2 separate regions of the Mus musculus genome follow, and region 1 is linked to region 2. The links are chromatin loops, found by intact Hi-C in ENCODE. Cell type or tissue: heart. All regions are shown on one strand. Links, peaks and the distances in the headings refer to the core of each region. The heading gives the core; the rest is flanking DNA. Region 1 has its middle 8.7 kb from the start of Atp5mpl. Region 2 holds the start of Klc1 (kinesin light chain 1).

Evidence for each region. Peaks named below come from ENCODE experiments on the same cell type or tissue, not always from the same donor. Only the 100,000 strongest peaks of a DNase experiment are listed, where the experiment ranks them.
Region 1: it touches region 2 in a loop (2.7-fold over the local background); 1 of 42 quality-filtered maps calls a loop at or near these places.

The regions. Positions count from the first base shown.
Region 1 is chr12:111,955,619-111,960,992 of GRCm38, forward strand. No RefSeq gene overlaps it. Among named protein-coding and RNA genes, the nearest start is that of Atp5mpl, 8.7 kb to the right of the region's middle. In heart, for the core only: a CTCF peak has its summit at 2,724 (motif pointing left); a DNase peak (open chromatin) is centred at 2,733.
Region 2 is chr12:111,756,986-111,762,359 of GRCm38, forward strand. It overlaps Klc1 (kinesin light chain 1), which reads left to right and starts at 1,864. Exons shown (of 16, transcript NM_001025360.2): 1 at 1,864-2,057. In heart, for the core only: a CTCF peak has its summit at 3,062; DNase peaks (open chromatin) are centred at 1,736, 2,226 and 2,936; H3K4me3 peaks cover 2,677 bases; H3K27ac peaks cover 2,623 bases.

The DNA of each region.
Region 1 (5,374 bases), core at 142-5,141, 200 kb after region 2:
ATGTGAAGAAAACAGTCCCCTCTGCCAGTTCCTGTGCCAGGCACTCTGTGGAGTCAGGAGAAGCCTGAAGTATCTGTGAGTTGGTACCCACTGTCCAGTGGGCTTGGGGGACATGCACCCCTCACAGGTTGTAAGGCAGCAGTGGCTCTGCAGATGGGGTGAGTTTTACACTCACTCTCACTGCCTGGAAGGTCACCGGTGCCAGTTTCAGTAGAACAGCCATTTGGCTACAAGGCCAGAGTGGGGACAAAAACACAAGGTCCCACTCTGTGCCCTTTCAAAAGAGAAAACGCCTGCATTTCTATAGCAGACTGACTTCATTGTGGCTGTAAGAACCTGAGCCTGTTAGGACAGGTAGTGTCTCTGTGTGGCTCCTCACTGTCCCCAACAGCAGTCCCTTTGTGGGGCAGGAGAGAGGGTGGCCTCCTGCCAGTCTCCTGGATACTTGAGGACACTACTAATAGTCCATCATGATGTTCCCAAACCTTGGTTTGGGGCTATCAGGTCACCTGAAGACAGATGGGTGGGAAGGGCACTAGCGAACCCTATGTGTGGCTCGGAGTCCTCTGCTTCTGTCCCTGTCTTCTTCATTCAGAAGGCATCCAGAGCCCTAGGGTGGGCTATCGGGTGGCTCCCAGATGATGCCAATCTGGGCAGGGGTGGGGCTTCTGGTCCAAGCCTTATTGGGAGAATGGTAGCCTGTCCCCATGTAGGCATGGGTGGTCAAAGGTCACAGGCTGCCCTGCGGGAGCATGAACCTGTGAGGTCAAAGCCCTGGTTCTGCAGGGAGAAGGTTTCACTGGCTTTCTGACCCTCCCGTCTGTTTCTGTCCAGAGTGAAAGCAATGGACACTTAGCCGTGGACTGAAACTTTGAGACTATGAACCCAAAGTAAATTCCTTTTAAGGTTGATTTTTCTCAGTTATGTTGTGACAGCCACAAACACCAACACAGTTCTTTTTAAATTTATTTTTTGAGACAGGGTCTTTATATAGTCCTGGCTGTTCTGAAACTTGCCACATAGACCAGGCTGGCCTCGAACTCACAAGAACCTCTCTTGCCTTCCAAGTGCTGGGATTAAAGGCACATGCCACCACACCTGATCTAACAGTTTGAAACTGATTTGAATTGCTTAATAGACATAGGGCCATCTAGGCTATTGTTTTTTTCTGTTTTTTAAAATTGTGTGTACACTAAGAGAACAGTTTCTAAGAGTTGGTTTGCTCCTTCCACCACGTGGATTCTATGGATGAACTCGGGCCCATCAGGCTTCCAGGCAAGTGCCTTTGCCCGCTGAGCTATCTTGGCAGCTGTAAAGTTACCTGGTTTTTCTTGGTGTGAACTCTGGAATGACGGAACTTTCTTACAAGGGGCTCGGCCATTTCTTACACCCTGTAGTTTTTATTGGCACAAAGCCATGGCATTCTCTTACTGTCCTTTCAATCTATGTGTCCAGTCACTGAGGTCTAAAGCCAGGCCTTGGGCAGGCCAAGCCACACCTTAGTCCTTGTCCCTATAATGTCTGTAAAACCCGTATTGACATCTGCCCATTCTGTCTTCTCTATCTGTCAGTCAGGCTGGGGGTTTCCTCCTTTATTGATCTTCTCAAGGAACTGGCATTTATGTCCATCGATTTTGGTCCATTGATCTTCTGACTTCCATCTCACTGGAATAGGTTAGTATCTTTTGCTTTCTTGGTTATACTTTTTATGGGTACACTGTAGCTGTTTTCAGACACACCAGAAGAGGGCATCTCATTACAGATGGTTGTGAGCCACCATGCGGTTGCTGGGAATTGAACTCAGAACCTCTGGAGGAGCAGTCAGTGCTCTTAACCACTGAGCCATCCCTCAGCCCACTTTCTACAGATCTGCCTACCCTACTGTGCTGAGATGAAAGGTATGCGCCACTATGCTTGGCTCTACAGTTTTGTTTAATTTTCAATTTGCCTGCACAGTTTCTATGTGCTTCAGTCTCTAGCCCACCTGGTGGTTGTTTGACTTTATTCTCCCTCACTCAGTGGGTTAATCAACAGTGTCCTGGAGTTCAATTCTCTGAGGCCTGTTGTCTCTAGACTTCTTAGCCCTGGAGTACAAATTAAATCAAGTTTCTGCCCTGGCAGCAGTAGGGACCATAGTTCTGAACCTGTGCTGCTACACTGAGTCAGATACATGGTGTGGCCTGTGGAGTGGGAAGCCCCAGCCTCATTTCCTTGTCACAGGCTTTGTATGTGCTCACTAACAACACTGTTCTGTCTTGTCAAGAGCTAGGAAATGTACTGATAGGAAGTGAGATCGTTGCTCAGGCTGGCCCAACCTGTGCCCTCCTTGCTAGGTCTCTCAAGTTGGTTGGGGCTATAGAAGCACATCACACTTGGCTCTGAATCTACTTAACTGCCATGCCCACCCATTCAGTGACACTTATCAGAATGCCAGAATACAGGGGCTGAGAAACAGCTCATAAGCATGCTTACTGCTCTTTGAGAGGACCCGGATTGGTTTCAGTACCTATACTGTGTAGCTCCTGGCTCTAGTCCCATGCCCTCTTCTGGCCTCTGTGTGCACATGAGCACGCATGATACACACTCAAACATACATACACGCATAAAACAGCAAAATCGTGATCCTTCTCTTACTGTTCCTTAGTGCCACGGGCACAGTTGTCACCTATGCTCTCCGCCCTCAAGGCCACTATGGTAACCAGTTTGGCCACATTCTGGCTCCACCTACAGGCCACTCTTGGTAGAAGACTTGCAGCTACTGAAACCCTGGTGGATTCTGTATTCTCTCCACTGTGCAAATGCAAGTGGGGTCTGCACAGGCACATTGAGGATTTTCTTTTGTTGTTGTTAATGGTTTTAAGAAACATGCTCTCACTGAGTAAACAAGGCTGGCTTCCACTCATAATTGCCTTGCTGCTGCTGAGATTAGAGGCCTGTGTCCCTGCTCCCAGTGAGCTACAGACAGCCCCACATAGACTTGCTCTCACTTCTCTAACTGAAGGACCACTTAGTAGTAAACGGGGGGAGGGGGTGGGGGGAGAGCAGCTGCCAGCCTGTGTGTGGGGCAATTCCAAGGCAGATGTAACCAGCTTCCTCTCTAGATGGGCCCAGGCTCCCTGAATCCTTCCTGGCCTGGCACGTGATAACCAACTGCACTAAGCCATATGTACAGCAGATGGCTGCTATCCATGAACGGAGGCAACTGTCAACAGCCTGTTTTCAGTGTGACTGGCCTTTTCTAAGACCCAGTTTCGAGCACCACACACATCTGGGGGTAACTTTGAAATATTAATTTGTCAAGCTCTTCCCCAGACCTGTGGAAAGTCACACACAGGAGCCTAAATCCACATTAATGGCCTTTAGTTGATTCCAGTATGTGGGAAGCCACATGTGCCGTTGCAGAGTGGCACTGACTACTGCTGGCCACCACGCATAAGTTTGGACAAACAACCAATGTGTACATATGCAGTAAAGTTTTTTGCAAAGACACTGCCTGGCCCGGGCATGATAATGAGGCTTTGGGAGTATAACCAATCAGATGTGAGACATGCAAATGAGGTATGATAATGAGGCTCTGTGAGGTACAGAGAGAGAGTAGCCAATCAGACGAGGAACATGCAAATGAGGCTTAGTGCATAACCAATCCGGGTGTGAGACACGCCTCTCCTAGGCCTATATAAGCAGTACCAGTTCTGGGCTCAGGGGTCTCTTCGCCTCTGCAATCAAGCTCTCCCAATAAACGTGTGCAGAAGGATCCTGTTGCAGCGTCGTTACTGCTGGCCAGTCCGGCAAGCGCAAGACCAGTACAGGCTGAGAAGAGCTGGTGCAAACCACCAATTCTGTTCTTTATTGTTGCTTTGAGTCAGGTGATGACCACGAAACTCTGGCTGGCTTGAAATTCAGTAAGGTAGAACTTAAACTCAGGAGATCTGCTTCCAGGGCAGCGCTGGATAGTTGTCAGCTCGTCTGGGAGGGGTAAACCATAACTGAAAAGGCCTGTTTTCTAATGAGTGACTGATGGGGGAGGGCCAGCTTGCCTCGGGTGGCGAAGCCTCCCCTCAGCTGGTGGTTCTGGGTGCTTTAAGCAAGCAGGCTGGGGGCCAGGTGTGGCAGGGCAAGTCTTGATCTCAGCGCTTGGGAGGCAGAGTTAGGTAGATCTCCATGAGCTCAAGGCCAGCCGGGTCTACAAAGCAGGTCCAGGATAGACAGGGCTTATTACATACAGGAACCTTGTTCTTAAAGCAAAACTGAAACAGAGAGAGAAAGCAGGCTGACGGCTCTTCCGGATGGTCCAGGTTCTAGTCTTAGTACCCACATGGTGGCTCACAGCCGTCTATCACTCCAGTTCCAGGGTCTTCAATGCCCTCACACAGACACATATGTGAAAACACCAGTGCACAGAAGATAAAACAAAACAAAACAAAAACCAACCAGCCAAGCAGGCTGAGCAAGCCCTGGGGCGCAAGTCAGTAAGCAGCACCCTCCATGGCCTCTGCATCAGTTCCTGCCTTGGCTTCCCTCAATGACCCGTGATTCAGAGTATGTAACTCAAGCCTCTTCCTCCCCAAGTTGGACATGGTGTTTTAGCACAGCAATAGAAACTAACCCTAGGACAGGAGCTATGGAACTAGAGGTGGGCCCCACCGCCCTCTAAATATGTTTGAAGTAGTCCCGTTTAGCCTCAAATTCATTAAGTCATGAATACTCAGAACTCTATCCTCTTGCCTCAACCTCCCAAGAGCTGAGACCACAGATATGAGGCCACCATACCTGGCTTCTCTGTAAGACAAAGTCCACAGGGCAGGCTGTTCTAGAACTTGTGACTCTCCTGCCTCAGCTTCCCACACACTGTGGCTATAGGTGCGCGACAACAGTTCATTGTTTTTTCACATTGCTTATTTTGCCCCGTGATTCATTACTCGGATATAATTCTGCCCAGAGCTTATGTCGACCACATGCTCTGAGGTGATCTTCCCATTAAAAAAAAAAAAAAAGTGTGCAAACATGTGCTCATGCGCAAGTGGAGGCCAGAGAACTTCCAAGAGCTGAGGTGGCTTTCTCCTTCCCCACATCGGGGGCCCTGGGAACCAAACTCAGGTTATCAGGTTTGGGAAACAGCACCCTTCCCACCGAGCCATCACACCCGCCTTCTTTCCCTTAATTCCTTACTAATGGGTATACATGTAACTGATAACGGGTATGTTAGATGCAGGGTGTTGAGTCCACTGGAGCCAGAGTCACAGGTGTCTGTGAGCTGCTTGATTCTAGAGCTGGAACCAAACCTGGGTCCTCTGTGATCAGAGCAGCAAGTGATCTTAACCGTGCCACCATCCTTCCAGCCCTTTTCTGCTTATCTTTATGTAAACTTTTGTTT
Region 2 (5,374 bases), core at 213-5,212:
CCGTGCTGGGTGGCCTTTGGGTGGTATAGCTGCTTGTATGCCATCTTTGCTTCTGTAAATAACCCTAATTTCAATGGCTCATCAAGCTGGACTGGGATGGACTTCTTTGCTCTGTTGATGTCCCATTTGGGGGGGGGGGTGAACAGATATTTATATATCTTTCAAAGATTCATATTCATGTATGTGCGGGTGTGCCCATGTATGCAGGTGTCACAGAGGCCAGAAGAGGTCCACAGGTACAGTGGAGCTGGAGTTAGAGGCTACTGTGGGCATTCACCCAATGTGCCTGCTGGAAACAGAACTCCAGTCCCCTGAAAGATCAGCAAGCATTCTTAACCGTTAGCCCCTGAAAGGATAGATGTCTCTTTATTTCTCCATGGGAAGTCACACAACAGTCTAGGCAGGGGGATGTTGAACTGGGTGTGGCAGAGAAAACTAAAGGACAGGTGAGGGCAGCTAGGGACAGGGTAAAGTGACCTTAGTACAACTAGGTCCTGTGGCCTTTGTAGACCAAGCTAAGGAGTTTTATGCTCATGCTGAGAGTGATGTATGTCTGCAGCAGGGTTGATTAGCTTGGTCTTTCCTCCTCCCCAACACAGCAGGGGTGCTCCTGTCTCAAGATTTAATGGAGTGTTCTACGCTGGTTCCGTGGTCCTGTTCTTTCCTGTGTGTGTCAGCACAATTTTCTGACCTTGGAGTTTGGGTCATGTGCCACTCCCTCACCACTCTGCCTGCAATTTTACTGTTTTCAACAAGTCAGATTCTGTTTGAGCTTGTTTTTTCTCATTGGAATGGGAGCTGGCCAGCAGACACCATCTGCCACTTTATGTACCTGGGTCTTCCTGTGAGAACCTTGGGAACTTAGTGGATATCAGTTGAAGGGGCAAAAGAACGAGATGATAAAGCTTGAACAAAGCAATGGCAGGGACAGATGAAACAAAAAAGCCCTTTGCTTGCTGAAGAAGTGTGTGCATATACAGGACTCGGAGGGGCAGTGATTGACCCATGGGAAAGAAATGGGCTCCCGCTTAGCCTACTCTTTTCTTTCCAACACCACCTGGGCAGGGGCCGTCATATGCTTTGTTCAGATGTATGGCAGTGGCTGAAGAGCCGGCGACACCCAACATCCAAGCAGCAGTTTGTGTGCTGGGGCAAGTGAAGCCTGCAGTAAAGACTGAACCCACAGCCTCTCCTTAGGCCAACATGGGCTGCTGCGCTCCCCACGGGAGCTGCCCCTTTATTGGCCAGCCTTTGAATTTTCTAGGAGGTCAAAGTAACTGGATCTGCTTGTTAAGATCAAAAGCACCTGCCTCCCTGATGTTGGTAGGTATAAGTGCAGGGTGGAGGACCGCAGCAGGTTCTGGGCAATACCATCAGAAGAGGGAAGCGTTTCCCAAGGTGGGGAGGCTGTGGGCATTCGCAACCCCTCCCCGTTAGTAATACAACCGCGCCATTCTGGAAACGTCTAAAGGCACCTGGAGGGTTCCCAAGCCGGTGGCAGGCAAGCTCGGCCTTGCCACTGACTCAGCGTCCCCTCCAACCCGCTGCTGAGTCAGGCCTGCAGTTGGGGTGCCAGGCGGCTGTGCGAGGCTCAGGAGCAACCTGAGCTGGCAAGCCTGCCCTTTGGGCCAGGCTGGAGGTCGAGCGAGAGCTGCGGCCAGGAGCGAGCCGCAGAGGGTGGGTCCTGGCCGCCTGGCGATCTTCCCGTCCTCCACGGGTGGAGGCGCGGCGAGGGAAGCCTCCCGGTCTGAGGCCACCACACACAGATTAGAGAGGCTCCTGGAGAGCTCCGGGCTGCGGACCCCAGCCTCAGTTTCCCCTGAGCCCCGCCCGGCGGCGCGAGGGCGGGTGACGTCACGGCGCACAGCATTGTGGGGCGGGCGCGGCGCCGGCGACGCCATTTTCGGCGGCGGAGGGTGGCGCGAGGCTGCGGAGCGCGGGTCAGGGTGAGGATGCTGCGGGGCGGCTGCGGAGGCGCCGCTTGCTGCTGAGGCGGCTGGGCTCTGCGCGGCCTCGGCCTGTGACAGCGCGACGAGCGCGACTCTCCCGATCGGACGGTGAGTGCGCGGCCTGGTCCCCGCCCCGCCCCGGGCTCCGCGCGGCTGGTGCGCAGTGCTCCAGACGCGGCCGCGACCCCTTCCCGCCTGCATCCTCCGGGCTGAGGCTTCTGGACCTTTCCGTCCACCGCCGCATCTGCACCCGGCCCTTCCAGGCTGCGATTTTGCTCCTCCGCCCGAACCCAGTCCCCTCCCTGGCCTTTCCATCCCTGTCTGCACCCTGGGGTTCCCTCTCCTCTCCGCTCCGTCCGCGCCCCTCCGTGCTCCGGTCTCTTGTCACCTCTGCCTGCGCGCCAGTAGTCTGCGGTCCTTGTCCTCTCTCAGCCTGTGCACATCCAGCAGGGGTTTCTGTCCTTTCTCCGCCTGCGCCTTTCTAGGCTCGGGTCTCTTGTCACCTCTCTGCGCTCCTCCAATCTGCGGTCCTTGTCCCTGTCTACCTGCGCCCCTGCTTTGGGTCCCTTCCCTGTCACTGGCTGCGCCCCTCCTGGCTGGGGTCTTTGTCGTCATCTCTCTGCCTGTACATCCAGGCTGAGGCTCTTCTCCCTTCCCTTCCTGTTCTGGTTCGGGTCCTGTCCTATCTCTGCCTGTCCCTCTCTGAGTTGAGGTCCTTGTCCCTTCTTCGTCCGTGACCCTCTAGGTTTGGGGCTCAGCTCTCTCTGCCTGCACTCTAGACTTCTGTTCCTGCCCCTTCTCTTCCACTCCCCTCCTGTGTCCCTCAGGCTTCTGTCCCATCTGTGTTCAGGGCCCCGCCCTGACTCGGGCCTCGGGGCGGGGGCGGCCTTCCAATGGCAGCTGTGGGCTTAAGGGACCCAAAGCCTGTCTGCTGAGGTCCTGAAGAGGTGGTGGTGGTGGTAGTGTGTGTGTTGGGGGTCAGCCGACTGGCTTTGTCTCAGGCCTCCCCGCCCTTCTAGCCCCCACCTCTCCCCGGCACCGCCCTGGGTGGCGTGCTGTCATGCTGTGGTCCATGGCCAGTGGCCAGCCAGTCTCTTTCTTTCAGTGGCCGGGTGTGGAATCTCCCTGTGACCTGAATGTGCCCGGCCTGGAGTGCTTTTCCTTGTTACATGTGGAGCCCCCTTCCCGTAAAAAAAAATTAAGGTGTTAATAAAGTAATATTAATATGTGACCGAGTGGATGGCATTATAATGAAGTTTGCAGGCCGTTTCCAGCTGTGTTGTGTTGGAATTGCTACTACCTGCTACTGTTATGTTATTGGTGATCTGGTGTACTTGCAAAAATGATGTCTTTAAAAAGCATGAGAACAAGAAATTTATATACCATTTAAACTGCTATGTTTTTGATTCTTTGCATTACTTAAATTCCAAGGCTCTTTATACGGTATGACAAAGCCTTAGGTCAGAATTAGCCTGGAATGCTTTGTAATAGGACAGTGAAACCCCATTAGGAAACTCGATCAACCTTGAGTCTCCTAAGCATGCCATAGTTAGGGATCTTCTACATGGAGGCCTATAGGCCTCAGTTGTGGTAGGAAATTTGACTTACTGTTCTTTGCAGTAAGTATTTGTAAGAATGCAATGATTCTATTTAAAATTCCACAGTGTGCGGTATGTGGGAGGGCGGGCCCCTTCTAGATCATTAAAGAATGCAGCATGTTGCAAGTCCAGCCTGATGCTCTGGTGGAACCAAGAGGGGTGGGACCTGGTGGTGACCGCTCTGTAGCACCAGCATTGTGAGAGCGTGTGTGGTGAACACATAGCAGGAAGTGACAGTATATGCCTATAACCCGGACACACTTGGGAGCCACAACTGCATAGCAAAATCTCAAAACAAAAATCCAAAGCAAGAAAAGCATAGACTTGCATGGAATCTGGACAGGGATTTTTTTCCAAGTGCAGAGATTGAAGAGGTGAGGTCTACACAGCTTAGCTATTCTACAGCAAAGTCTCCAGGCTGAAGAGGGCACTCAGTGCTAGGGTAGTAGCCTACATTCAAAAGATCCTGCTTCCTCAGTGCAAGAACAAACAAACCAAACATTACCCACAACCTAAATGTTTACATTAAGAAAGATTAATCCGGGCTGGAGGGATGGCTCAGCGGTTAAGAGCACTGACAGTTCTTCCAGAGGTCATGAGTTCAAATCCTAGCAACCACATGGTGGCTCACAACCATCTGTAATAGGGTTCGATGCCCTCTTCTGGTTTGTCTGAAGACAGCCACAGTGTACTCATATACATAAAATAAGTAAATAATTCTTTTAAAAAAAGATGAATCCATTCTTGGGACTGGAGGGATGGCTTAGTTGTTAAGAGTAATTATTGTCCTTTTAGAGGGACCTGGGTTTGATTCTTAGCACCCAGAAACAGCTCATAATTGTCCCTAACTACAATTCCAGGTAATCTGAGACCCTCTTCTGACCTCTGTGGTGCCCATGAACACCATGCAGGTGTACATGTAAACACTAACTCTTAACAACCAAAAGAAAACATTTTTAAGCATTTTTTTCAGGTTGGGAAAAGTGAAAATCTCTAAAGATCCATAAACAATCCCTAGAAATGGTTGACTTAAAAGAACTAGAAAGAAAACCTGAAGTGACTTTTTTGAAGCCAGAAGTTCTTAATTGAGTGACTGTCAGAAAGCAGATTATGCAACAAGAAAGTGACTTGCATGCTGAGCAAGATAGTGTCAAGTTTTAGAGCACAGAGTGAAAATGTTGAAGGCTGGGCATGGTGGCACAGGCGATCTGGAGGGTAGGGCAGGATTGGGAGGCCAGCTTGTGCTACACAGAATCTCCCTCAAACGAAGTAAGAAACAAAAAGAATAAAGATGTTGGATTAGGACTGTGGAAGTGTGGGCTCGAGGGAGTGTTAAGTGCTGAGAATCCACTGTGCAACACTGTACTATTAGGGATCCTGGTATGGGTAGTTCCCAAAAGAACTCAGACCCCGTGTGAGTGGTGAGGAGGCTCTTGTTGCACAGTTCAGAGGCAAGTGCAGATTGGCTATGTGTGGTGCTGATGGGAGGCCTGTCCTAGTGAGGTGGGGAGGGGAGGATGGGAAATGCTCCTGTGGTGGTAGGCAGAGCTAAGGAGGTGCTCCTGCTCTGCAGTTGGAAGGAGAAGGCGGGAGGCAGGGAAGAAGAGCCGGTTTGGTGGTTAGAGCAGGAAGGTAAGGGCAGTGGTGCGGGTGGTGCTGTGCACGGGCAAGCTGGTTAGGAAGTATCCACCTTAGTCTTGTGAGTGTTAGGACAGTGGCTGGAGGTGCAGAAGTGGCTGAGTTGGTGGTCAGTGGGAACTACAATGCAGTAGTCTGGGAGAGGCAGGCGGCGAGGGTTGGGGGGCTCAGCATTGTGTCAGGGTGAGC